Regions from separate parts of the Mus musculus genome. Here regions 1, 3, 4, 5, 6 and 7 are each linked to region 2. Evidence: chromatin loops called from intact Hi-C (ENCODE). Cell type or tissue: heart. All regions are shown on one strand. Region 1 overlaps 1700025G04Rik (RIKEN cDNA 1700025G04 gene). Region 2 overlaps 1700025G04Rik (RIKEN cDNA 1700025G04 gene). Region 3 has its middle 50 kb from the start of 1700025G04Rik. Region 4 overlaps 1700025G04Rik (RIKEN cDNA 1700025G04 gene). Region 5 overlaps Gm36920 (a long non-coding RNA gene). Region 6 has its middle 91 kb from the start of Edem3. Region 7 overlaps 1700025G04Rik (RIKEN cDNA 1700025G04 gene).

What was found. Peaks named below come from ENCODE experiments on the same cell type or tissue, not always from the same donor. Only the 100,000 strongest peaks of a DNase experiment are listed, where the experiment ranks them.
Region 1: a loop joins it to region 2, with 1.9 times the contacts of the local background. A loop is called at or near these places in 2 of 42 quality-filtered maps.
Region 3: it touches region 2 in a loop (3-fold over the local background); 4 of 42 quality-filtered maps call a loop at or near these places.
Region 4: a loop joins it to region 2, with 2.2 times the contacts of the local background. A loop is called at or near these places in 5 of 42 quality-filtered maps.
Region 5: a loop joins it to region 2, with 2.1 times the contacts of the local background. A loop is called at or near these places in 6 of 42 quality-filtered maps.
Region 6: a loop joins it to region 2, with 1.9 times the contacts of the local background. A loop is called at or near these places in 2 of 42 quality-filtered maps.
Region 7: a loop joins it to region 2, with 2.1 times the contacts of the local background. A loop is called at or near these places in 7 of 42 quality-filtered maps.

The regions. Positions count from the first base shown.
Region 1 is chr1:151,924,585-151,928,584 of GRCm38, forward strand. The region is part of intron 3 of 1700025G04Rik (RIKEN cDNA 1700025G04 gene); the gene reads right to left. Among named protein-coding and RNA genes, the nearest start is that of 1700025G04Rik, 160 kb to the right of the region's middle. In heart, a CTCF peak has its summit at 1,804; no DNase peak of the experiment used is centred here.
Region 2 is chr1:152,082,704-152,086,703 of GRCm38, forward strand. The region is part of intron 1 of 1700025G04Rik (RIKEN cDNA 1700025G04 gene); the gene reads right to left. Among named protein-coding and RNA genes, the nearest start is that of 1700025G04Rik, 5.6 kb to the right of the region's middle. In heart, a CTCF peak has its summit at 2,431; a DNase peak (open chromatin) is centred at 2,448; H3K4me3 peaks cover 777 bases; H3K27ac peaks cover 614 bases.
Region 3 is chr1:152,138,118-152,142,117 of GRCm38, forward strand. No RefSeq gene overlaps it. Among named protein-coding and RNA genes, the nearest start is that of 1700025G04Rik, 50 kb to the left of the region's middle. In heart, no CTCF peak of the experiment used is centred here; DNase peaks (open chromatin) are centred at 1,544 and 2,304.
Region 4 is chr1:151,972,676-151,976,675 of GRCm38, forward strand. All of the region lies in intron 3 of 1700025G04Rik (RIKEN cDNA 1700025G04 gene), which reads right to left. Among named protein-coding and RNA genes, the nearest start is that of 1700025G04Rik, 120 kb to the right of the region's middle. In heart, a CTCF peak has its summit at 2,336; a DNase peak (open chromatin) is centred at 2,416.
Region 5 is chr1:152,217,539-152,221,538 of GRCm38, forward strand. All of the region lies in intron 7 of Gm36920 (a long non-coding RNA gene), which reads right to left. Among named protein-coding and RNA genes, the nearest start is that of Gm36920, 70 kb to the right of the region's middle. In heart, a CTCF peak has its summit at 1,866; no DNase peak of the experiment used is centred here.
Region 6 is chr1:151,844,777-151,848,776 of GRCm38, forward strand. No RefSeq gene overlaps it. Among named protein-coding and RNA genes, the nearest start is that of Edem3, 91 kb to the left of the region's middle. In heart, a CTCF peak has its summit at 1,785 (motif pointing right); no DNase peak of the experiment used is centred here.
Region 7 is chr1:152,017,589-152,021,588 of GRCm38, forward strand. All of the region lies in intron 1 of 1700025G04Rik (RIKEN cDNA 1700025G04 gene), which reads right to left. Among named protein-coding and RNA genes, the nearest start is that of 1700025G04Rik, 71 kb to the right of the region's middle. In heart, a CTCF peak has its summit at 1,858; no DNase peak of the experiment used is centred here.

The DNA.
Region 1 (4,000 bases), 160 kb before region 2:
TAACATCCTAGTGTGTGAATATGTCACCTTTGGCTCACCTAGCTATCACTCAATGGACAATTTAGATTGTTTTCAGTTTGTGGCTTTATAAAGAACAACGTCATGAGCATTCTTGTGTACATACAAGTATGTTTTAATTTCTCTTGGGGAGACTCCTGGAAGTGGGACTGTTGGGCTGTACAGTAAGCTTTGTTTCCGTATTGAACATATCAACACATTATTTTATAAAGGAGTTGCATGATTTACATTCCCACCCGCAATGCATGATGGGTCCAGGTTCTCCACATCCCCGCTTCAACATCTGTCAGTTTCTCAATTACTTCCATTGGAGCTGCTGTGAAGTGATGTCTCACTGGGAACGTTACTATTACATTTTGACTTTTAATAAGACTTTGTTCTTTATTTTTTCCTATGCATCCCCAGGATATTCTGTGCCTTGCCACACAGAGAACTGACATATTCACTGGTTGCCTGCATTTATCAAAGAAAAGCCAGTTTTATATTTGTTTAGAAACCTAATTAACTTGTACGTCAGGGTTTGTCTGTCAGGGGATTCAAAGTGCTTTGCCATTTTTAGAGGGGATGGGACAGGAAACAAAAAGTGGCTGAAGAGGTTGTCGGCAGGGATGGAGAGCCATGTTCATAGCTGAAGGTGTTAACCCGACAGTGTGCCCAGAGCCATGAGACACCTGTACCAGGAATGGAATTGGGAAGAGAAAGAGAAAACCAAGATGTTCTTTCCCTTAGGAGACAAAAAAAGAGTTCAATGTTAACCCGGTGTTAAAAACTAAGTACCCTCCTACCTTAGCTGGGGACCATGGGGACAGGGCAGAAGCCATGGGTCTTCCTCTGTCCACACAGGCACCACTACCCTCTGGGATGCTTGCTTGCTAGAACACAGATTCCAGATCCACGCAGAACACCCTGCATAGAGAGAGGCTCCACGGGCCTAGGAGTATACAGCTGGAAAAGGGGACCTTGGCGATTCTTTACAAATCTGAGCACTTCATTTCAGAGGGAAGATGCCTTCACACTTCGGGTTCCCCCACGTGCCCTTCACACTACCTGGAGCTTTGCACAGATACCTCAGCATTATCATAGAGACCCGGAAGGGCACCCATCCACCCTTGATCACGGCCAATGGCTCCATCAGCTGGAAGAAGCATCCATTTAAAAAAAAAATGCTTGCAAACTACTGTCAGGTTGTGACAAGCTTATTTAAATAGCGAAGTTTTCCTTTGCCTCGGATAATTTCTTTCTTTAGGAACAGAGCATGCTGTCATGTCTGAGTAAACTTATCATTCCTTTCTCAGTTGCTGAAGACAGCCAAGGCAACTGTATTAAGGCAGCTGCCAAGAGCGTTCCCACCCAGCTGGCAACTCCCAGAGGGGTGAAGGGAAGGAGAAAATACCCAGAAGGGCCAATGACTTTCCGAACAGTTCTCTTACCCCTCCTCCGCCACGCTGAAGGAGGCAGCATCCTCAGGATGCTCGCAGAAATTTACCTGCTAAGGGCTTTAATGCAGAAGGATGGGACTTCTTTTTCTCTGTCACTTCCTTGTCTCCTGTCTCTTGCTTGGGCTGTCAGTGGTAGCAGTGAGGGGCTCTTTTCTAGTTGGGCTTAAATGAGAGGAACCCTTATGGTTTCCAATGCCCAGCGCAGGGGTTCTCCCTTCTTTAGAAACCACAATGGTCAGACTGAGGTCTGGAGCTAAGTCCTAGTTCCTGGAACTACTACAGCTTCCTGTGGGGAGAAATGACACAAGACACCGGACAAGAAAGCTTAAAGGGGTTGTCCTGTAGGTGGTGTCTTTCACACACTTCTGTCAGTCAGTCTGTCCGTCTGTTTACCTCCATATCTGAATCACTTCGTTTCAGAAAACCCATGGAAACTAGGAGAAAAAAAAAATACTTTGCCAAGTCCCATAATCAAGAAAATTTGGGGTACATAAGCACATTTGAAAAATAGGAATATATTCAGTTACAAAATAATCATTTCCCCTCAGGAGGGTGTATTTCATAGAACGCAAAGTCTGTAAACCACCTCCTTTGACATTAAATATTTGATTTCTCACATAATATTAAGATGGAAAAGGACACGATCTCTTTTTAAATAGCTTGTCTTCTGCATGCTTGTGATGAGCTGAACCATAGTCACTTCCCCAGAATTACTGCGTGTTGGCATATCGACATGTCCGCTCTGTCAGCTGCAGCTATTAAACGTGGTCCAACCAGCATCAGAACACGAACACGAAGCCCCAAATGCCCATTGTCATTACGGAGGAACAGAGCTTTCTAGACTTACTAGTATTTTGTTAAAGTCATTTACTGGTGATGAAGTGAAAATGTGACGTCTCAGCCTCCTTTGCAATTCTTTCCCCATAAATGAAAAATCCTGCCACAAATCTCATCTTGCAGCAAACAAATGTGACGGCGGGGGTGGGGAAGCAGGGTGATTTTAAGGCACTCCAGTGCTTCTCATGCAGTTGCTTTTAAAGGCAGACGGGAAACATTTAAAACAATCTTGTAAGTTAAACAGCCACAGGAAATAGCTCGGAACAGATTTAATTGTATATCAACAAATTTAGAACAAAGTCATTAAGTCACTATGTTGGTAATTAAAAGAAACAAGCTACAGTGTTAGCAAGTCCTACTGACAATTATAAGTTAAGGATATTTTAAAAGACCCTTCTCCGGGGTTTTCAAGGCATACACATGTAGGGAGCCATCTAACGTGGGGACTATGTTCAGTTTCTGCCGATGATGTTTTTATCAGTTAGGGAGAGGGTAGCTCGTGGAGATCAACAGAAAGAAAGTTTACTTCCTGCCTCTTAGCCAGTGCAGGGCACTCAGGCTGTGAGGCTCCACATCCATTTAACATCCAAACTCCTCACGCTGGAGGTCATCAATGTTAAGTCCTCACTTCACTTGGCCATAACAGGTTACAGAACACATGCAGTCAAAAGGAGAGGATGCCTGAGACCAGGCAGGTCTGCAACGTGAGTTCCAGGCCAGTCAGGGCTATAGAGCGAGTTCTTGTCTCAAGCAATGAGAAAGTATCTTAGTAAGGGTTTTATTGCTGCGGCCAAACACCATGATCAAAAAGGAAGCTGGGAAGAACAGGGTTTATCTGGCTTAGACTTCCACATTGCTGTTCATTAAAAGCGAGATGAGAAGATGAAGGAGATTTGGATCAAGGGGGAAAGGCCCCTGGTGGGTGGGACCATCTCTGGGCTGGTAGTCTTGGTTCTATAAGAGAGCAGGCTGAGCAAGCCAGGGGAAGCAAGCCAGTAAAGAACATCCCTCCATGGCCTCTGCATCAGCTCCTGCTTTCTGACCTGCTTGAGTTCCAGTCCTGACTTCCTTGGTGATGAACAGCAATGTGGAAATGTAAGCTGAATAAACCCTTTCCTCCCCAACTTGCTTCTTGGTCATGATGTTTGTGCAGGAATAGAAACCCTGACTAAGACACAAGACACAAGGTGACACACAAAACAAGCCAGGTTCAGCAGGAGAGAGAGAGAGAAAGAGAGAGAGAGAACGAGCAACCTTAACCCTACTATACAGTAGAGCCCGGAGATGCTGAAAGGAGAGTGTGCTTTGGGAAGAACTCGATTATTTCTAGACAGCCCTAGTAACTAACCCATTTCTAGCTTTTCTAAATGCGTGCAGCATATTATTATAGGACATTAATGATAGAATTTTCCCCTTCTGAACAGCCTGACGCAGTACATAACAAACACCATTAGTTACATTAAAATGTGAAATTTTTATAGAAATACAGGAAAATGTCACTGCAGATTTAAACTGGATCAAAATGCCCTTCAGAATTCAGAACAGACTAAAGCACTTGGGCGCGCAACCATAGTGGCTAGCATTGGTAAATTACATCACACGCCATCTGGGCATGCATGTGTCGTTCATGCACCCCAGAGAAATGCATGGACAGTCACACACCACTGCTTCTCCATTGCTCCTTTTCCTTAAAAAATAAAAATAAA
Region 2 (4,000 bases):
TCACAGTGCAGACTAGACTTCCTCATTTAAAGAGAATTTTAAATGGGAGCACCATTTTCATTAAAAAAAAAAATATCCAAGCCTCAAATCAATTATTAGCTGTCAATCAACCAACAGCTACTTACACAACACAATCAATTTTTTCTGGCTCAGTGGGCAGGACAGAGGAGCATTTATTTAGCTGGGACTAAGAAAGTACATAAATGATGGACAGGGGATATAGCTCAGTGGTAGGTGGGCTTGCCCAGTGTAACATCTTAGGTTCCATTCGCTATACTGAAAAGAAAAGTATCTAACCTAAAAACCAAAAGAAAGAATAACAAATGTGCTTGAGGAATACATGGAAGGTAGAGAACAAACTAGTCTTACAGCTGAAGCAGTTCCTTGGCGCATGAAGGATCTGAACTCAGACTTGAGAAAGGGTTTCTTTAGTCTCAGGAGAAACAGCAAGAGTGAAGCCATCCCACAGACAGCCTGAGAAGGTCACAAAGGTAAGCAGATATGTTCTGGAGAAGCTGTCTTAGAGAGTCCTAGGTCCCTAACATAGAAAACTGAACACTGGATTTTCAGGAGATGCTCTGCAGCCCCCAGAGATTCCTAGATGGTGAATTCCTCCATCACGGCATCTAACGAGGTAGATGCTGCCTCGTCCCTCACAACCTTCTAATCCTAGGAGTTGCTACATGACTATCCTAGGAACACTGCTTTCCACAGAGCTTGCAGGCAGAACTGACGTCACCTCTTGGCACACAGGAACCAGGTCTGCCTCACTTTACCTAGATCCTACAGATCTTCTTATGAGAAGTCATGTGACCCCAAGACCTTTACCACACTGGAGACAATGAATGCAGTCCTTCTCCTTCACAGCACCAGAGTTCAGAGAGAAGCTGTCAGGAGCGGCTGTGATGTGCATAGCGCCTCTTGGGCTGTTATGAGACCCACTTCACTTACCACCTACTGAGAACGGGTATGAAAAACTGCCCCTCCTTTGCAGGGGAAACAATGTATTTCTTAGGCAGGAAAGGCCGTAAGTCACCAAGGGAAGTGGAATGTATGCGTTTGATGATGAACTCAAACCACCGCTATATCTGCCACCATCAAATAAAACAGAGAGCCATCGGAGAGAAAACACTTTACTTAAACCCAGTCCCCCTGATGCACAACCAGTGTCTAAGCTGTTTCTCAAGTCCAATTTTCTAAAATGGCCGGTCCCTGAACAAACAGTTCAATGGCTTATACAAGTTTGGCTTTTTTTTTTTTTTTTCCTGGAGCTGAGAATCAAACCTATGACCTCCGACCTGCGAGAAAAGCGCCCTACCATTGAGCTCTATGACATTTGCCAGGTTCTAGTCCGTAAGCCTCTGACAAGATGTTTCCACGCAGTAGCCTACAGATTTAGAGGTGACATCAGCAATGTAGCTCTTTGCTACAGATCCCTCCGCTTGGCATAAATGTGTCTCAGGTGCTTATCACACTCTCATAGAGAACTGTAAAATAACAAAAAATAGCGGGGATGGGGACATGGCTCGGGTTATAGCAATATTTATTTAACTAAAGGAGAAGGCGAGGTAAAGAACATGAAATGAAACCGTTCGACCTGGGATTAGCAAGGAGATTCTGCTGCGTGATAAACCCTTTGACTGGGGCGCTTATGGAAAGCTGTAGAATGCTTCCCAAGATCTGTTGGTCAGTTTTCTTAAAATCAACAGTCGTCATCAGGGTAGCTCCGTTTGCTACTATCCAGCAGAGGATGGAACCTCAGAGTGAAGCAAAGAAGTGCGATGCTCTAAGTACTTCTAAACGGCCTAGCAGGTTTTCAAAATCAACAACCGCCCTGTGGAATCGGTAAGTGAAAACCAAGTCCAAAAGTTCCTGAACTTTTGGAACTTGGAGATGGAATGAGTGCTTCTCATTCCATCTATCCTGTGAGGTATGGAGCGTCTGACTGTCAGTTCACGAGTGCTGTAAACACATCTGTTGTGATGGTAGAAGGCTGTGAAACAGGCAGAGGCAGGTATGTACTGGAAGATCTGAGGCTTGATTGGGGGTAGGGGGAGTGGGAGGAGTAAGGAGGTGTTGGGTAGAGCAGGACTCAGGCGCCCGAGGGCAGAGGGGAGGAGCCTGGTTGGAAGCAGGAAGTCCCGCCGTTGGAAGGTAGGTGGGAGGAACACAGAGAAAGTGGCTCGGGAGATGTGGTTAAGATAATAGGGCAGCCGGTTCTCAAAGAAACCCAGTGTCTCGCAGGTATAAATACAGTAGTGGGAAGAGAAGCCAGAGAGGCTGTGGGTGAACATCTGGGGAAGGGGGCCAGGAAAGCATGGAAAAGCTCCAGGAAGGATAGGAAACGAAAGGAATACTTGGCAGAGAAACTGGAGGTAAGTAAGGCCAGCCTAAGAGGACAGATTTCTGAGAGAGCCACAGGATGCTGGGAGCAGCAGTGAGCTCACTGAACTGGGCAGGGCTCCACGTTGCTTTTTTTCCAGGTTATTTTGGAGGAAGCAGCTGTGAACCTAATAAACTGGGAGTTGGGAATGCCAGAGCTCTCTCTCCCAGGATCTCGCCACCAGAGAGACGCCAGCATGGAAACCCCGGACTGCTACCACTGCAGTCGAAAGTCCATGACTATAAACATGTAAAGAACACCCTAAGAGATGGCAAGAGGTATTGGTATTGGCTGAGCCACTCAGACAAATGATGAGGTGGCAGGAGAGAAGGGTTTATCAGCTACGGAAAGCATGGCTATTCCAAATCAAGATGGCCCTAACTCAAGGGTTGAGATAATTTAAGGGAGCATCTTGTCTCTACCATATTACTGATAACCTAATGGAGCATCCTGTATGTTTCAAAAACCCCACCCTGAGGCATCAGACACTGCTCTTAATAAACTAGCGCACAGATTTATTAAAAACTATGTCTGCATCTAATGTATTTCTCCAAGGTCTTAAACACATTACAGACCTTAACTAATTAAGTTAATTCCTTCAGTTTGATCACTATTTGAGTGACTTCCAAGTGCAAAGTAGTCCGCCGTGCCAGCTGCCATAGGGGTTTCTGAGACAAGCAAGACAGCCCTGCCTTCCCAGAGCTTGGTCAGTGGCTTGAATTCAGGCTGGGAAAGCTGCACTCCTTCCCAAGTGTAAGGCACAGCACAACTTACGACCAAGGAAATACAGTCTTCCAGTGACACATTTGTAGGAAAGTCAGGGCTTGTATTAGTACCTGGCAACTGCAGACACTGCTATGCTGCGTCTCCATGTTTATCCTATCCCAGTTTACCCCCAAACACCCCCATCATAATTGCATAACCGCAGCATGTTACGTTGTTTCTTACTGCAACTGTAACTTATAAAATTAAACTTCAGAGCTGAGACAGTCAGGCTAAATGACTGCATACATTAAAAATATGTATGCGTATAATTTACACACCACTTCAGATAGGCTCTTGAATTATGAGCCCTAAAAGTCAAAACTGTCACTGTTTTTTTAAATGCAGTTTTACTATTGCAGTTCTTCTTGCACAAAAGGCGTGTGCGTGTGTGTGTGTGTGTGTGTGTATATGTGTGTGTGTGTGTGTGTGTGCGCGTACTGTCTGTTGCAATCTGCTTTTCAGAATTTATCAAGAACCTATCTAAATACGATTTACTCCCCCCACACTATGGAGTGAAGCTCAAAGCACCATGACATAGCTTAAAATAAATGTACTTACTAAAAACATATTAGTAACATAAAATTATTTCTACTTGGGTCAGTGACGTGGCTCATCAGATAAGGGTGCCAGCTACCAAGACTGACAACCTGAGTCTGACCCCCAGGACCCACAAGGTGAAGGAAGAAAACTCCTGCAAGGTGCCCTCTGCCCTCTGCATACATATGTACATGTGTTCCAGTACACACGAATATACTATAAATTAAAAGCAAAGGAGGATCAGAGACGCCCTGAACACTCACCATGAACACTGTGTGGGGTCTTCATACCTGTATCATCTCTCATAGCCCTCCA
Region 3 (4,000 bases), 55 kb after region 2:
ATACAAGGTCCCTGATTCATAATGCGGTGGCAGGATGGGAGTTTAGGGATGCATCTACTTTCAAGTTCTTTTTATCTCTCCTTTTCCTGTTGAAAAGAATATGAAAGAATTGGGACAGGATGCCCTTTAAAGAAACCTTAAATCCATCTTTTCCCAACAACTGCAGTATATATCTGTAGTATTTCCTCTGGAATTTAAACAAATACTCAAACAAATAAAATGGAATTACACCTTTAATCCCAGCACTCGGGAGACAGAGGCAGAAGGGTTGTTATTTTTTGCTTTTTGTTTTTTGGGTTTTGTGTGTGTGTGTGTGTGTGTGTGTGTGTGTGTGTGTGTGTGTGAGAGAGAGAGAGAGAGAGAGAGAGAGAGAGAGAGAGTTAGAGTTCAAGGCCAACCTGTTATACAGAGCAAGTTCCAGGACAGTCAGGGGTACACAGAGTAGAGGGGGAGAGGGAGAGGGAGAGGGAGAGGGAGAGGGAGAGGGAGAGGGAGAGGGAGAGGGAGAGGGAGAGGGAGAGGGAGAGGGAGAGGGAGAGGGAGAGGGAGAGGGAGAGGGAGAGGGAGAGGGAGAGGGAGAGGGAGAGGGAGAGGGAGAGGGAGAGGGAGAGGGAGAGGGAGAGAGAATATTACATGCATATGAAGAATATACCATCTAATTCTGTCAAAGCTAGATAATATTCAAAATCATATCGTTTTCAGGGTGGAAGTGGATGAAAGGTTGAAGTGTAATGAAAATTTGTTATTGGAGGAGAGGATGAAGTCTCCATCATGAAGTCTAGCCAAGAGTCTTTAGTAGAGAGCAGTGGACAGAGGCCTTGTGGGTTCATGTGATCAAACGGCTTTAGGGCAGGGGCATCAGGTCTCCTGTGAGAGGCAAGACAATTTAAGAAGCAAAAATTATGCAGGTGAAAGTGGACTTTTCTTCCCCACCAAGTACCTCTGGTTATATTTTGTGACAGCCAACATGGTCACATAGTTTTATTCTCATGTCACATAGGGAAATTAAATGCTGTTACCTTCTTCTCTAGTACATTATCATTTACTTTGTTTCTTTTTGGTAAATATTATGGTGAATTCCCTTTTGAATTGAATGGTTTTGTTTTGTGATTTTGATACAGGTCCTAGCTAAGACGTGTTGCATGGCCTTGAACTCACTCTGTCGCTCTGACTGGCTCCTAACTTGCCATCCTTCCTGTAAGCTGAAATTAGAGGTGTGTAGCCACAAACAGTTCTCAATTAAATCAAACCCTTCTACTCTTTGTCTTCCAGGAACTTGACCTGAACTTTTTCTTTGCTTCTTATTCCCCAAATGACCTTGTGTCTCAATTTGACTCTTCCTCATCTTGTATGATACGTGTTCTCTGTGAGCACTGCTGTCTCTTCATTAGGAGCAACAGTTCTCACATATTGCTATCTGCTTTGAGTTTTGACTCAAGCTTCCGTGAGTCATATGTTAAATTGCTTCTGGCACATGGATGACTTTGGATGTGTCTGGAAGGCTAAGTAAAAAACATTTAGCCATGTCATAGGACAGGGTCACTTGAACAGTCACTTTGTAGACGTGACTGCACAATGGGGACACATGAACATTTCCTTACCTCTGGTGGCACGGTGCCAGAATAAACTTGGGCTGATTCTCAGATGTGTCCAGAAACTCTTTTGCTTCTCAAACTGGAATTTTTATGCTAAAATATTAGTTAATATTCAGGAGATCTTAATTTTTCAGGGGTTAATATTAAGTAGATTCCTAAATCGTATTCAAGAACTTTAGCTTATTACATGCTTGAAATATCATCCCATGTTAACATTTTATTTGTTTATAGGATATGTTGTCACACTCTTATCTTTTACATGAATGAAAAGATGAGAATGGACTTGAATTCATTGCTCATTTAAGACAGTAATGTTCTTCACTTAATGTCAACAAAATAGTATACAGGATGAAAAGTACTTCTGGGGCTCCCACTCTGCATTTTGTATCCAGCTACATGTTATGGAGGATCAACACGTATCCTGCTTTCAAAAAGTGCAGTCCTGTAGACAGAGGTAGAATAATAAAATTAAGAGGAAGATAGGTCAAAGTTAGTGTGCATCGACATTTGCTTCATCTCATATCATTCGACAGTCCTGCAAAGATTATCTCCAACTTGTAAGTGAGGAAAGGCAAGCCAGGAAGTCTTATATCCGAGGTCAAGGAGACTGTTGCCAAGGCAGGATTCTCGCTAGGCTGTTTCTAACTTTAGAGAACCAAATGTTTTAACAGTTACCAGGGTCAGGGCCTGGGATGAACTTGTGTTTCTAGGCTCTTGGCCTCTAATCCAGAGAACTGAAAGAAGGCCTCTCAGATTAGCAAGAGAAGTGTGATAACTTTCTCCGGAGCAAAGTGGTAGTGCAGAATACAGAGTGGTGTGGTGTCAAGATGATTGACAGCAGCCTACATGACTGAGAATGGTCAAGGGCCCAATTATTTCTTGGGTTTTCTTTTATGGTGTTCAAGAGAAAGAGGTCTTGGTCACAAAAGGGTAGCTCTTGATTTTGATTAATAGATCAGATAATATATTCATTTTTCCCAATGCACATGTCCCTTCCCATAATTCATCTGGATTTCATTGTATGCATGTATAATTAAGCACAGGGATAAGATAATAAATGGGGGATCCTCCCTAAAATTTAACTGGAGGACATAATTTTGCCTTACTGTGCATATGTCCAAAACCAATTTAGGTCAGATTGACTGTTCTATTCTTGGTACACAGGTACATTGGAGAATATACTTGAATAAGAGGTCTTTAAATTTGATTGATATTAAGGGTAGAAATGAGAGGATACAATTTCAAAGAAAAGAAGCTGAAATTGAAGGCCTGGACTACCACACCCATCTTTTGTCTTATTTTTGATTGCTTTAGCTTTAGAGCAAAATAAGCCTTCCAAATCACTGTGCCCTGAAGTTGTTCAATTACCTTTATTGTATATGTATATAAATTTGTGAAGCAACCTTCTAAGTCCTACAAAAGCTCTCTGTGTATAAACATAGATGAGTTTGAGAAGAAAGAAGATTTTTAGAAACAATTTCTCTTCTTGTATAGTTTATAGGAAACTTCTTTGCTCACAGGTTTTAAATGTTTTATTGTATTTCTGTAATTTCATTACAAGGCACCAAGATGGTGTGGAATGTATTTTATTATGATTGATCTTTATCAATTTTACTTCTATGTCAATGCTATTTATTTCAAAAACATTTTTGTCAAGTGTTTATTTCTATTAGATGTTGTAAATTCCTTTTGTATACTGAATTTTTTAATCTATTGAGTCATTTGATAAATTTATGTAGTCATGCTTATACTACTTGAGGCATTTTCTTTGCTGGGACATGTCATCATGGAGCAGTAAGTCACAAGTGGGAGTGTTTGTCACTTGCACCAGGGTGATTGAGCATGTCTGGAAGTCATCCATACTCCTCCTGTGTATTAGGCTCTGTCTGAGGAGATGAATGGTTGTGACTATTAAAACAGACACATTTCCATGTACTGCAAAACCAGGAGTCCAGTTTATACACTGAAAACAAAACAAAACAAAACACAACTTCTTTTGAGGCATTTTGTGGGCTATTTGCAGAAAGCAGTCATATTTAAAAAAAAGCAAAATTAAAAGCTGACAGTGTTCCAACATACAAAAGTTATATAAAGTGTATTCTTAGACCACGGTTTTACAGATATGGAAATTAGTAACAAGTGTTTAAGTAAAAAACTAATAACAGCCAACTGGAGACCCTATCTTCTTAAGTGCTTTATATATTTAAAAATATCAACAATAAATTGACTTAGGATTAAACTCAAGAGGTGAGAAAGATACTGGAGAGGAGCCATAAGAACGACAAAGCAGAGAACTAAAAAAAAATTTTTAAAAGCTCGGAGTTTATAAGCCAGTAGACACAGCAAGAGAAAGACTGAAGTAAAGACGTGGAGAAGCACACCTTCAGTCAAGTGACAGTGATTCG
Region 4 (4,000 bases), 110 kb before region 2:
GTCCCTTGTATGTTTTGCATGCCAAAGACTTCAGAGTATGGAGACCCAGAGTCATGGCAGTCTTGAGTGTCTCTGTTCTAACAGTGGGCTTTCTGCTTTGTTTCTGGACCAATCCCCTCTTCACATACTCGTTCTTTCTCCAGAGTCCAATCTCACTTCTGATCCGAGTTCCCTTAAACATAAAAATCCATCAAGGAAGTGTTTATCTGGGCTTAACCAAACCCCTAAATCGCCAGGCTATGGGAAGTGTGTAAGGAACCACCCATTCAGGCGCAAACCAGAAGACCAAGATGGCTCACTGAGTTCGGGAAGAGATGGTTGTCACTCTCAATTGTTGTATTTTTACAAAGAAGGAAGAAATCTGGCATCAACTATCATACAGAACACTGAGTAAATAAATTCAATTAGCCCCAGCACACATGGGAAGCAGGCAGTTGGAGCAGCATTTTCATATGTCTATTATGATACTGACAGGCTAAGCAATACGCCCTCCCGCTTCTGAGGGAGAAGGATGAATATTTTATGCCTTGTTCATTTACTCTTCCCAACCCCTCCCTCCATCCCCGCCTCTCTCTCTCTGTTCTCTTCACAGTTTCAGAATTACCAAGAACCCTTTGAAGATAAGAGCCGTGAGGCTGGTGAGTCCTTCATCTCCACAAAGTCTAGATATTATCTTCTCACAGTGAAGGAGAGATGCTGACTAGAGCCCAGCTTGTGGAAACATGAGGCTTCTTTGGATACTCACTTCCATGACATAAATTATTAAACTGGGGTGAAGCCACCTCATGAGTTTGTCAACAGAGGAGTGAAATTTATACACTCTGGTTTTATTTTTAGCTTGACATGGGTTATAAAAGAGAAATCTGAACAGCCTGTGGAAACAGCACACCACTAAACTATGGCTCTAAGCACTCTGATGACATTGGTCATCTCAGCTGTCACTCATTTCCCTGACTCCACTGTTGTAACGGAACCACTTGCAAACAAAATGTCCATGTGTGAGTGAGATCAAACAATATCCTAAATGACCTAAACAGAATTTCTCCTTCAAGATGGCTTCTGCCTAGTTTTACTTAAACATCGGGGTCACAGTTGGAAAAAGAGAGAAGAAATCAAAACCAGGCATTGCTGTGTCTATTCTATCATGTCGGGGGCTATTCCAGAGGCTGTCCATGCTGGGCAGATGGAGACCAAGAGCAGACTCGTCTAAGACCATTCAAGGAAAGCATCTTCAAAAGCCACAAGGCTGGGAACAGAAGCCATCCCCACCCTCCATCTTTAACTTAGACCAGTAGGGTCTGCCCTATTCAGTCTATAGATGCAAATGCTGTATTAAAGCACATAAAGTTACTACAGGACACCAGGAACTAATGTGCCACCCAAGGAAAAAAGATAAAAGCTAAAATGTCAAACCAGATGATACGTCAACTGGTCACAGAGACTTCCCAATGTGTCACTGATGATCCCTGTCCCCTTCTCCAAGACTGGCTCAACATTTCCTTCTGCTCAAAATCTTTCCAGTCACCAGCTGATGACAAGCTGGCCTTGTGAAAGGCCCTGCTACAACACTGGCCCACAATGACTCTCCTAGGATCCCAAGTGAAGGCCCACCATTCTATGCTAGGACCCCACCCCCACCCCATCTTCCTGAGGCCTTACTAAGAGACTCCCCTTACTTCTACTTGCACTGTGCACGTCGGTGTCCCCTTGGGTTTCCAGAGAGTCACCACTTGTCCTTGTTGTTCCTGCCGTTCCTTCAGTGTGCCTAATGTGCCCAACTGACCATCAGAACTGAGTTCGCTGAGAGAAGGATCTATTCAAGAGACAGAAGACAGTTCTGGGAGTAAACACTTGGCTCACCCTCGCCTTGTTAGTGCTATGCATTCAGTATGGGAAAGAGAAAGTGGAACCTGAAATACAACTTCAGTCATTTTCTTCTGTGCTTTCCTGTCACGATGGCCTTGCAGTTGTTTCAGAAACCATTTTTGAGGAGTCCGGGGTGTGGCACCTGCCTTGCACTCGTGGGGCTCTGGACCCAATGCCTAGCAACCATATTCCCAGCCATGTTTGAATGGTTGGTTTCTGTGTAGAGTCTGTGTAACGATGTGCATAGCTAACCCTTTGCTTCCTACATGTTCACCAAGGTAACAGGGTTTTCTTCCAGGGTCGTGGACAAAGTGATTAATTAGCACCTACTTTTTCCTCTGCCACGAAATAACAGTAACAGCAACAGATCCAGGTGACTGTTTAATTTAATTAGGCGTGGCAGGGATGGCTGGAACTCTGTGCTGGACTGTACGGTACAGAACACCTGTGAGTCCTGTTTTCATCCCATAACATGCTGTTCCCAAATCGGGAGCCAGGCTTCTGCTAATCACAGGGACACTCAGAAGGCTGAGTCAACAGCTCCCTCCCCCTCAGAGATTAAGCTACTTTTGTTCTACTTGAAAACAAATTAGCACAGTGCCAGAATAGTCTGTGGGACCTTGAATGTGCCCCGCTCAAGTGACACAAAAGTGCCGGCATCTGGGGAAAGGAAGACGTCCAAGATTGATAAAGAGGCACAGCACCTTTCCCGCTATCCCTCTTATGCACAGCCAACGGGGGTGGGGGGAGAAGGAAGCCACCAAAGCCCTCCCCTCACCTACTCTGCCCTTCTCTAGCTGATGATCATCCAGAAGATCTTCAGGCTGATGTCAAACTACATTATGCGGGTTATCTCCCCTCTGTAGAACTTAAGCGCCGTATGTATTTGGGCCAAGTCTAACGCTGAAGCGATAACCACATGCTAGGGAAGTATTTAGTCTGCTGTTGGTTTATATGTGGCATCTCCTCCATGGGTTCCTGTGTTTGGTCACTTGATTGTTCTGGAAGGCTGTGGAACACTCAGATGGAGTAGTATTGAAAGAGGTAGGTTGCTGGAGGGCAGGCCCTAAGGCTTGACAGCCTGCTCCACTTCCTGTCTGATCTCTGCTTCCTGCTGCATCAATTATCAGGGATACACGTGTCATCCCGGGACTGCCCAGGGCCTTCCTCTTCAGAATGGGCATTATCCCCAGGAATGGTGACCAAAATGACCCCTCTCTCCCTCAAGCTGCTTCTTCTTGTGTATGTGGTCACATCAAGACAGGTCACTAATTGTCCTTGTGTAAATAAAGGACCAAGCGTGTCCTCTTTTGCTTTGTTGTGGGAACTTTTCAGTGTCTAAAGGTCCCTAAGCCAGGAAGTGAGTCCCTCCAAGTTCAGACACTCCCATTCCCAATGACTCGCCCAAGTCAAAGGCATCCTTCAACTCTAAGGACAAGACAGAAATCAAAAGTTAGTGCTGTGCATCATTTGAGAGAAAAGAAAATCTCCTCATTTATACAAAGGCATCTTGAAAGGGTGAATCAAGATCAGTGCAACACTTGTCAATCTTGGGAGCTCATGCTCCAACCGAGCACAAGAAGCAGACCGGAGTGGCGCGACTGAACAGCTCTCGCGGGAGGACGGCCTCTACATGGTGAGTGTTAATTAAGGAAAACAAGACAGTGTTTTATTAAACAGTGAGGAGGACTCCCGACACTAGCAGAGGCAAAAGGTTGCATTCTGCCAAGTCTAAAGTAATATATGCTTAAATTATTTGCAATGAGAACTGTGAACTCCCATGGAATGAAACTGAACAGTTCTCAAGGTCCGTCTGGCTGATTTATATACCCCCCCGCCCCCGGCCCCTGGAATCTATCTACCAAAGACAAGAAGAAAACGCCACCATCTTGCTTATGACTGTGAAGTAGTCAAAACCAGAAAACTGCTATAACATTTCCTTTGAATACATGAATTTTCAACCAAAGTTCTAAATGCTAAAAATAATAATAAAAATCTCCCTTGAACATATTATCAGTTCTTTCTCATATGTTCCTAAGTAATGAAATTGGATTCACAAAATTAAAATAATAATGGCCAATAATGGCATAGTCTTCCCCAGAACTGTGCTACTATCTTACGTAATTTGTACAAA
Region 5 (4,000 bases), 130 kb after region 2:
CAGGAAAGCAGGAAGTCTCTCTCCACGCAGGCTTTCCACTTCTGGTAGTGTTGGCTGCTTTCCAAAGTGGGAAGAATAAACCAGCACAGCCTTGCCAAGATGTCTATAGCATCCTTCAAACACATCTTCAAATCTTCAGAAACACTCAGGGCCTGGTTAAGGAAGAAATAATGCTCTATGGGAACCCCCCAGCACCCTGCCCTGTCACCAAACAAGGTTGGGATGTAGCTGTTGGTGTGAAATGCTGAGACTCAGTTGCTCTCGATCTTAGACACATTTCAGAAATCAAACAAAGCTCCACTCTGCTAATAAAGGAAGTTGTAGAGTCACCACACCAATCTCCAAACTTGTACATCATCATCATCATCATCATTATTATTATTGTTGTTATTTTATTATTATTATTGTGTGTGTGTATGTGTGTGTGTGTGTACTTGTTTATGGACCAAACACATTGATATTTGAGCCTGCTGATTTCTTTTGCAGAAAGCCCTGTACATTGTTAACCAAGGGTGTGCATAACCTTGAGGGGTCTGTGGTGCTGGAAGGCAGGGTCAGTGAATAGAGTACAGTGGATGGAGCAGCTCACAGTGGGAAGGAGACAAACAGGTCAAACAAAGAAAGGGAGCAGCTAGCTTAAGGCCTTCTGCTCTGAGGTGAGATTTTTAAGAGCTAGGAGGCCTGGGTGTAAACAAAGGCCATAGATGAGTCACAAAGTCTATCCATGGTGACTCTGGGACGTGACCCAGGGGAACGTGGGTAGTGATGTCTCACTGGCCTGTTGTTATAAGTGCTGAGTACACAGGTAAATAAGAGACCCCTGACCTCCTGGGTTTACACTGTCATACAGATTGTTCAAACAGAAATCTGACACCCAAGAACTATTGACACCCAAGCATTGAAGAGTCGTGATCCTGATGTTGGAGAAGCTTAGAGGATGCCTATGAAGTTGGGAAGTTGGGGTGGGAAAGATCAGTGGGTTTCCGCTGGGTTTTGTGGAGAGAGTAATGCTGAATGGCTGTGTACAGAAGTGTAAACACAAGTCATGGGTTGAAGAATAGGCAGAAGTAGCCTTCTGTTGATTCTGGGATATACATGGACCCCCTACATGCTCACAAATCCCCGCCCCTCATCTTTACATTCAAAGCATGAAATCGAAGTATTTGCAGGAGTAAAAAGAAGACATTACTAAGGAGGGACAGATGCTCTAGAGTTTCTGAAACAGAACAGCCCCGCTGTCACGCAAGCTCTATGTGACACCTGTGTGTGGCTTGCTCTCTCAATAGAGACAATATTTCATTAGAAAGGCAAGTTCAGGCTGTAATCAGCAGACTTCAGGAACTTGTGAGCTGCAGCAACACCATCTTCTGAGATCTGAGTTCACTTCAAGCACAACTTCCAAGGGCGTTTCCCGAGTGTCTCCTCAGGGCAGGACTCCGGATGAGAAGGAAATTAGTTAAGGAGTGTATCATGAGTGCAGGACAAAGCTATCCATCTGCCAGTTCCCCACCCCCCAATCCATTGGCCATATTCCTTCCCATCATGTACCTGAGCGTTACCCTGTGAACCACAGGAAGAGAACAGAAATGAGAAAGGAGGACTGCCTCTTGTCTGAGTCACAAATCCAAGAGCTCTTCCCTGGACCTGCAGCATGACTTCCATCATGACAGTGAACCACATCTCTTGAGAAAAGCAATGACTGATGTCATCTGAAGACTAAGGTCCCATGCAAGATGAGGTCAGCGACAACTCAGCTGCCTTTTAAGGTAATGTTCTGTCTCTGATTTGCAAGATCTGAAAAGCCTGTCACACATTTAGCCCTTTTTATCTCTCCCTCACCCAAAGGCCAATGCCTGGAGAATGGCACCTCCAGGAGCCCACTCCAGGCATGGCATAGACAGTCCCTTTTGTCCTGACCTGACTTGTATGTTGTAGCAGCTTGTATTACAAATGCTGATTGGGTCCCCAAAGAACAGTTTGCACTAGAGGGTCTGCACATAGCTTCTGGGAACCTGCCCCCCAGTTAATTCTGATTAATACATAAAGATGCCAGTAGCCAATAACTGAGGAGAGAAAGAGGTGGGGTTTTAGGTTTCCTGGGCTTGGGACCAGGAGGAAGGAGAGAGAGGGACCTGCCCTACCTTGGGAGAATGTGTCGAGAGGAGATAGAGAGATTGGAAGAAGGAGGGAGGGAGGGAGAGGGAGGGAGGGAGGGAGGGAGGGAGGGAGGGAGGGAGGGAGGGAGGAGGAGGAGGAGGAGGAGGAGGAGGAGGAGGAGGAGGGACAGAGAGAGAGAGAGAGAGAGAGAGAGAGAGAGAGAGAGAGAGAGAGAGAGCGCCACGGGGTAGGGAAGCAAGGAGAGATCCCTGGGCTTGGGGCCAAGAAAGAGTGGCCCAGAGGGCTGCTTAATTGGGTCCAGAGCAGCCAAGATGGAACGTAGACATTAGTAAGTAGTAATTCAGAATTATCTGTGGGAGGCAGATTCTAGCAACATGGAGGCTAGGCCGTTCCCCTGCTATTGTGCTGCTTAAGGCGAATTAGAATATAAAAGCTGTGTGTGTGTGTGTGTGTGTGTGTGTGTGTGTGTGTGTGTGTGTGTGTCTCACATTCAGGAACATAAACCACTAAGGTGGGAAGCAACCCCACAATGGGAATTTATAATAAAAATATTACTAGAGCATATCTCTCATTTCTACCCCATTAGCATTTGCACAGTCTGTGTCCTCACCCACTGGCACTATTTCTTCCAGTATTGGTTACCACTGCCCGATGGGGACTTTCTCGTAGCTTCTTAACTGGTCTCCTTTGCTCCTCCCCATGTGATCCTCCACAATGGTCAGAAATAAGCCTTCAAAAACACAACTTTGTTCACACTACCCACCCGCTCTTTGTGGCTTCGGACATAGGGCTCAACAGTTCAATTGTCACAGACTAGTTAGTCTTCATGATCTAGCCCTTGCTGAGCCCAGGGTTCTTATGCCTTCTCACATCTTCTGTTTCTTGCATCTCATAGTCTAACTGTGTCAAATTATTTCCATAGTCTCAACATGCACCCTACTCCTTCCCACTTCCACGTCTTGGTCTAGACTGCTCGTCCTACATGGGATGTACTCCTCAGTGAGCATGTCTACCTGGTCAACAGACATCATCTTTGGAGGCTCATCTCAAGAGGAACCAGTGAGCTCTTTTCTGTCTGCTGTTAGTGAGGACTATCTCTAGCCCATCTCTCCTCTCAAGCCTGAGCAGTCTTGTGGTGCCCTATATTCCTATTTGCTTCCTGGCATCTATGTTCACCCCAGTTTTGCATCTATACTGCCATTGCTAACCTGCAGAAGTGGCCCTAGTGAGGGGCTGCAAGACTGGAGGTGGAAGAAAGGACCACCTTGTGCCACACTGTGCCTGGAGTGAGCTCGGGTCTGCTGTTCTAATACCATCTAAACAATTAGTGTCTGGCGCGTCTCCTGCTCCTGGTGTCTCCTGCGCCTGCCGGCATCCTTCCAGTGGTACCTCTCCACCCCCTTTTCCCAGCAGCTGAATCCGGTCTGCAGTTTCTCCAATTCTGGCAGAAAGCAGCCTCTTTATTTCCCCCCGCTCCCCAGAGAAACACCAACACGAGGCAGCTATCTCCTACAGGTTTTGTCTATATGACATCGACTTTTACACTTTCAATCACTAAGCTAAAAACTGTATCAAGTTAACAGTTCTTTATATTAAAATCACTGCATTAAAATAGCTGTACTTTAACATCCCCTGACTGAGTTCGGCATGATTCACTTGCTGAGCTAACGGTGGATTCTATAGTGTGATGGTGTCAAGTTTAGATTTTTTTTCCCCATAAAAACACCAGAGGGGGCTGGAGAGATGACTCAGGTAGTAAAATGCCTGCCAGGCAAGGATGAGGGCCTGAGTTCAATATTCAGCACCCATGTAAGAAGCTAGGTGTGGCTGCACGCATCTGTGACCCTGGCCCTGGAAAAGCAAAGACAAATGAGCCCCTGGA
Region 6 (4,000 bases), 240 kb before region 2:
TTCTGATATGGTTCTCAACGCTTGTGGTTGAGTGGAAGAGCAAACAAGGGACATTTCCAGCTAGATGGCAATGGATTTCTAAGTCCCCTTCGATGGGACTTCATGATAATCTGCAATTCTCATTTGTGAACTGCCTCAACAAACTCAAAGAAACTGCTATGTAAGAGATTATGTAAGAATTCTCACTTGCTGGCCATGGTAACACAGGGCTGTAATCCCAGCATTTGAGAAGCTGAGGCAGGAGGGCTGTTAAATTCCAGACTAGCCTGGGCTACATAGGTGATTAGATCTTGTCTCCCTGCACCGAAGAACTTTCTTCCCTTCCAAGAATCTCTATCTTTTGTTGTTGATTAAAGTTGTCAGTTCTTACTAATTAAATAACTTAGTTATTTAGTTAAAGAAAATAAATAAAAGCTGTTAAATTTTGTTGTTGTCAAAGTGCTTTCTTTTGCTGCTTTGGGGTTGCCTCGGGACAATTAGGTTCAAGAGAATGGAGGTCTCTGATGGTAATGGATTCCCTTATTGATCTAGCAAGTGTGTCCGGAAGGCTTATTGTTCAGCATTATACGCAGGTGTAGCGCATGCCCAGTTCCCCACAGACTTCTGCCCGCTGCATCATCTTGATAACATGCTTGGCTCCGTGATTCCTTTGGTGACACGTTTATTTTCACTCTTCCGTGCAACAGGAGGCCTCCTTACTAATTCATGTGATACTGTTTTCTAATTAGGTGTCTTGACACAGCAGGCGTTCCAGTCCTGAACGTTTCTTTTTCTTTAATGTGCCTGCGAGCTGCCTGCCTTTGAGCTGAGTAGTCTCTTATATAAAACAAGAGAACGAACACACAGAAGACACCTAACCCAGTGCCTGACACCTCGGGAGGGCCCCGAGGCATGTTCATCATCTACCAGTCTTGTCTCCTCACCGTCTTCCCTTCTGGCATTTCAGTTACCCTTAGACATAAAATACCGCCATTAAACGGCTCCATTTTTCTTCATCCCATTAGAAGCCAGCTGTAAATGCAAACTACATAGATCAGACGTTTCATTTCTATCCACCTCACAACGTACCTCATATGGCAGAGATTTTTATTCACCTTGCTGTGTGGGGAAAGAATCCTTCCACGAGAAGTGTGGTAGGAAGGTTATAACTGTGGGTGAGTGAGGCTAGGAGATGGAACAGGAGTCCCGTTTTTTTTCCTCTCTCCATAAATTTTCATCCTTGACAATTACGCTTCGGGGACTCTGGGTGACTGTCACTTAGAGCATGAGTATACTAAATAGGGTACACAGTGGGGGAGAGAAACCACAGCTCTCCCTGAGCCTAGAGAGGCTTAGCACAGAGCTGGGCCACCTGTCTCCTGTGGGCGGCCTGGTGCCCCAGCTGCAATGTGGAGGAAGATCTGCATGCTCTAAAGGCACAGCGTGACCCTCCCAGCCCCACTGCAGGATAAGGTTCCGCCCAAAGGGAGAGAACAGCACGGGCTCTACCACCCACACCTTCAGGGGCTAGCTGTGCTCCAGCCCATGGACCCAGGCATGAGAAAGCACACGGAAGCTCCAAAGGATCTTCTACCGATTGTCCCCAGCCCGTTTAATGGCATCTTTCGGATGCTAAGGGAAGCCATCTACCTGCCGTATGCAGCATCAAGAAATCCCCAGGACGGCTTGCAGCTGAAACCATGTATTTTGTTATTCCTGCAGTCTCTGGAATTAAGGAACAGGGTTGAGGCTCCAGTTACCTGCCAAACAGAAGGACCTGATCTCTCCAGCGCCCAGCGGGGGACCACAGCTGCCGCCCTGGGAATGCCTGAATCTGCCTGCTGGGGGCGCAGGTGCCCTGAGGGCAGAGGGCAGAGGGAGCGAGCATGCATCCTGACATAGTGGAGATTTGGGTGCAGCACATGGATTTTAGAATCCATATAGATTCATGTCCACGTCTCAGCTCTGCTCCAAGTGTCATTAACTTGTTCCCTGGCATTGTGTGAAGGTTTTCCCCTTACTGTGCCATGCAATGCTCACAGCAGCCCTTTAAGAAAAAATGAGGTAAAAATATTCATCTCCATCTGGCAAGAAATGGACAGTTAGTTCAACTCCTTGCTTCTGGACACACCCCTTGGCCCACAGCTTAGTTTTAAGGAAAGCTCAGGTTTTAGTCATTAGATAAAAATGAAAACAAACAAACAAACAAAATGCTTAGTGTGGCGACAGCACTGGTCCTTACATGTTTCTTGGTGCTCTAAAACTGGGCCAGTCACGTGCTGCTGAAAGGACTTTTGAGAGAACTAGAGGTAATGAACACATGAACAGTGCATAGAAAAGCATGGGGTGGTTTCCATCCCTGCCTTTGGCACCCAGGGGCTTTGGGTAGACCTGACTCAGGACTAAGGTATGTGTGTGTGTGTGTGTGTGTGTGTGTGTGTGTGTGTGGGTGGGTGTTCAGAGTCCATGCTACAGTTGCTATTTATTTTAAATTAAATATTTTCCAGAAACATATATTAAAACAATAGTTGAATCTGAATGGGTATGGGTTTTGTTTTTATCTTTATACTTTCTAAATGAAAAGAATATACTGTTTTCTTATTATAACAGTAATACACATTTTATGGGTAATATCAGTGTTACCTATAAAAAAATAAAGATAATTGTCAAAAAGAAACTGGGAAAAAAATGTCCATTTGCCACGGTTCAAAAGTGACCATTGTTAGCTTTTTCTTCCATTTACTTACGTGATTCATCGGTGTGTTTGCCACTTTGCAGACTTGATCTCATTATGTAGGTTGTTATCCTGCTCTTAAAATTCAGTACTTCACTCTTCATGGCAATTCAAGTCTTTTCTATAAAATGTTGTAGTACTTGCATGCAGCCTACACATAGCCTCACTTGTACTTTGGAATAACTCTAGATTACGTCTAATACAATGTGAATGCAAATAATAGCTGTTATACCGCATTGCACAGTGAGTAATGCATGAAAAAAAGTCTATGTCTCCGTAAAGAAGACAATATATATATATGTATGTATGTATTTTCTTGGCTAGGGAGATGACTTAGCACCAAGCCTAATGATCAGAGTTAAATTCCCAGATCCCACATGGTGGAAGGAGACACCTACCTCCTGAAAATTGTTCTCTGACTTCCATGCATGCTATAGCATGCACCCTCGAAATAAATGAATATAATCAATATATCTTCCAGTATTTTTTGGGTTAGGTAGATGGCTCAGTGGGTAAAGTGCCTGCACTTAAAATATATATATATAGCTAGCCCTGTATTTAGATCAACATAAAGGATCCAAGCATGTTTGTGTGTGTTTGTAACCTTAGCATAGGATGGGGCAAAGAATCCCTGGAGTTCTCTGGCCAGCGAGTCTAGCCAATCAGTGAGTGCTGGAGTCAGCGAGAGACCCAGTCTCAAAGGACAAGCTGAGAAGCAATCAAGAAAGACACTCAGGTGGCTGGAAAGATGGCTCAGTGGTTAAGGAACTTTTTGTTACCACAGAGAACTGGAGTTTGGTTCTCAGAACCTACACGGTGGCTCACAGTTGTCTGTAACTCCAGTTCCAGGGACTCCAGTACCTTCCTCTGACCTTGGGGGGCACCAGGCACATGTGTGGTACATAGCCACACATGGAGGCAAAACACTTACAAAATAAAAAAGAAGGACATCTGGTGGTGACTTCAGGATTACACACACACACACACATATTAGTACATATACATACACTGTGGTGATTTGAATATGCTTGGCCCAGGGAGTGGCACTATTAGGAGGTGTAGCCTTGTTGGATGAAGTGTATTGCTGTAATTTAATTGAGACTCTCCCCCTAGCTGCCTGAGAGACTATCTTCTGTTTGCCTTCAGAATGAGAAGTAGAACTCTCAGTTCCTCCAGCACCACGCCTGCCTGCAGCCTGCCATGCTTCCTGCCATGATAATAATGGACTGAACCTCTGAACCTGTAAGTCAGCCTTAATTGAATGTTGAACTTTATAAGAGTTGCCTT
Region 7 (4,000 bases), 65 kb before region 2:
TTGAGGTCTTCTCTCTCTAAAGTTAGCATTTAACTCTCATTTCAGAAATAATTATGCACAGCCTTGGGGGATCGTCCATACTGTTGTTTTGTACTGTGAACTTTCTTCTTGGTGTCATTTGTAAATTTTGAGGACCAGTTGTGTTTTCAATGACCCTGGTCCTGTGCAAATCTTTGCAAAAAGTAGGAATCTAACATTTGTTAGCTTAGATGCTGGTTATAAAGCAGACGTGTTTAGAGATAAGACACCAATAGTAATTTTGCCTTTAAGAGAAACATTTATGAAAGGCAAAACTGAAAATTACTATCCATAGCTGTTTAAAAGAGGCCAAATGTTTGGTAAATGTTGTCTCTGAATAAGGGTTATTTCTTTTTTAAAAACTTCCCATATGATTAAAATATGAATAAGGAAGACATTTTAGTGGAAAATGTAAATAAAAGAATGAAAAAAAAATTTAAATCCTATATCCAAAATTGATGCGTTTAATCTCACTCTAGCCCAGGAACACCAGACTGCAGCCTCATCAACTAGCTCTGGTTACAGGATTCAAGTTCATGACTGAATGAACTTCACAGCTCTGCAAAGGTGGCCCACAACTCCCTGGGCATAAACAGTAACTTCAAACCAGTCTCCTTCGCTGAACATGTCCTAGACACCCACCTGTAGTTATCTGTTGAGGTACTGTGTCCAACTATTTCATTTTATTCATTCTATATCTCATTGTTTCCCCCAATTATGAACGGCATCTGCTTGCAACCATAAATAACAAATTTGGAGCATAAACGATATGTTTAGGGCCCAGTTCTTCAGGGTTCAGTAACCTAGCAACAGAGTGGTGAGAGACTTCTACCTAAACCATTCCTTTATCTAAGTAGCTACCTGGCATGGGCTTGGACACCCACTGCTCAGGTCAGGTTTGGGAATGACAAACTGATAATGACAGACAGATTGGAAAAACAGAAGGTTACAAGAGCCTTGATGCCAGTTCCAAAAACCTGAGCACCAGGACCATGAAGAGGGAAAATACACATGACTTAGGACCAGTTGCCAAATACACTTTTGTCTCGGCACCACTCAAGTTAATAAGAATCTAGAAGCTCTTGAAAGCTAACACCTAACACTTCTATATTCTGGATACCTGCAGGCCGGACATATGCTTTTAACAAAAATAAGCAGAGGTACTAATTACTACCTGCATTCTAACAGATAAAGGGGACAGGAGATGAGAGGATATTTTAATGCTTTCTTTTAATGAATGGATACAAGGTGAGTCCTTGTGACAAAGATATTTCCAGAAACAATTTAGCCCCTGTCCTCCTCCCTGGGATTTGTTTGGTTTATTGGCTCATCTATCAGACTTTAGAGGACTCTGGTTCCTAGTGGTCATTTGCAGTTAAGAGTCCTCCACTTCTTACCTAATAAAACTCAGAGACATATTTATTGGTTCTCTTCTTCCCATTCCAAAAATGAAAGTCAAAATACAATAAAGTAACATGACATGGTTTTTAAAAACTAACAGTTCCAGCAGTGGTAAAATAAATGAACAAATCAAACGTGGAAGGCTGTTTATTTATATGTCAAAGAGAAAGTAGCATTCTCCTATAGGATGACACAGTCATTTGTCCCCCCCACCCCCCCCCCATGAAGCCAACAAATCAAACAGGAGGAAGCCAGGAGCTTCCCCTTCCTCCCTCAAGGGGTAATGAGTTTGCTTCGTTAAAACCAGCCTCCTCCCCTGTTACACGCACTCTGAAACACAGATGCACGATGACATCAGCCGAAGAGCTAGACACCATCAATCTGCAAGACAGGAAATGCTGCAGCCAGACCTGCAGCCTCCTTAAACATTAGCTGCCTCCTGTCTACTGGTGGCTCTGTTCTGTAATGCAGGAAGGGCTGCTGATGAGACGGATCACTGGGAGGCAGCAATGACTAGAGACAGACAGTTGTGCCCAAGACACAACTTCTTAAACTGTGGATCAGAGCCCAACATGGGGCCAGACAATTAAGGATAGAGGTTCTTAACATATAACACACATACTTCGTACGATATGTGCTGTCCACGCCATGCAATGAGAAGGACTTTGTCTAAAATGGCATGGCTGAGACCATAAACTGCAGTGTTTGACTTGTTTATTAACCACTCATATCAAGCCTTCTGCTCTTACAGAAACATTACAGCTTACTTATGGAAAACAAAGATTTTCTGTAGGTGTGTGTATGTTTATGTGTGTGTTCAAATGCATGGGCATCAAACCAGCATCTTTTCAAACTATACTGTGTTAAAACTTTTGATTGTACACATTGATGTTGAGTTGCTGACTTAAAAATCATTAAATAAGCTGGGAGATAGTGGTACAAACCTTTAACCCCAGCACTCAGGAGGCAGAGGCAGGTGGATCTATGAGTTCCAGGCCAGCCTGGTTTACAGAGTGAGTTTCAGGACAGCCAAGCTACAGGGAGAAATCCTGTCTTGGAAACAAAAAACAAAAAACAAAACAAAACAAAACAGGTTTGAAAATTCATTAAATGAATTTTGGTTTAGGATTAGAACAGAATTTCCAACAGTTTCCAAAGTAAGTACTTGTAAACATACTTCTGCTTTTTTATACGACGTGATCATGTGATAACATGGTATTCTGAACAATGATAAAATGAAAACAGTTATCAGATATGAAAAATGCCGAAGACATTCAAACATTCAGCCAAGATTTAACTCTGAGTGAAAATAATCACGGCAATCTCATTAGTAAACAAACCTGCCATCAACCTCGAAAAATGGTAAAAATCTGTGTATATCAAAGGATTGTTTTAAAGAACATTTTCTGATGATTTGCTATCAGTAAATTCCTGATAAATGTCTACTCTATAAACCTATAAAGTCACGTCGGATTTTCTTAGTAAAAAGGGTTCAGGAGTAGAGAAAATTTAGAAAGCTCTGCCAACAAAGTTAACCCAGACCTAGGTGGCCAGGCTAAATGAGGGAGATGCATGCTTTCAAGGAGTAGTTGCCCTAATTTGATCTCTGCTGCAGAGAGTGTTTTTTTTTTAAAGAGTATTAGATAATAGTCAATGGTATTTACAACATCTTTGACCTTAGTTTCTCCTATTAGCACACACTTAAGCCAATTTATTTCTTTTTATCTTATTTTGGAAGATATGCTGGTAATGGAAGTGTACTGGCCAGTTTGATGTCAACTTAGGACAAACGTAGACGTGCCTGGGAAGACAGAACCTCAACTGAGAAAATGCTCCCACTAGATGACCTCTAGGACAATCTGTAGTGCATTTTCTCAATTAATGATCAGTAGTGGTGGGCCTGGCTCACTGTAGGCTATGCCACCCTGGGATGGTGGCCCTGGGTGCTATAAGAAAGCGACCTGAGCAAACCATGAGGAACAGGCCAGTAATCAACGCCCCATGGCTTTGGTTTCAGTTCCTGCCTTGGGGTTCCTGCTCTAAGTTTCTGCCCGGACTTCCCTGAGTGGCCGAACACGATCTGAGAGTTTTTAAATTGAAATAACCCTTTCCTCCCCAATTGCTCTTGGTCATGGTGTTTTTATCATCGCAGTTGAAACTGTAACTAAGGTAGGACTGTAGAGATTTACACAAGTTAAGCATGCGCTCTACCACTGAGCAACATCCCCAGACTCAACCCAACTCCACTTCCATTCAGTGGCCTCTGAAGCTGCACAATGTTGGTGATGTCACTAGCCACACAGGGACCATGACCCACCTTGCAACTGCAGGGGTTTCTCAAGCAAGCAGAACACATGTTGGCACCTGGGGCTCACCAAGTGACCTCCTTCCTCTCACTCATCTCCACTTAACTGTTCTGATCACCACATGCCAAGATGATCTTGAATTGAATCTGTGACTAAGTATCTATAGAGAAACATAGTGGTTTCTGTCCACAGCGGAGCTGTTTTCTCCAAGGGCATTCACTGGCTTTGCTGCCCTGGGACTAGATAGGGCTGTATAGAGAGTTCAAGTAGGGAAA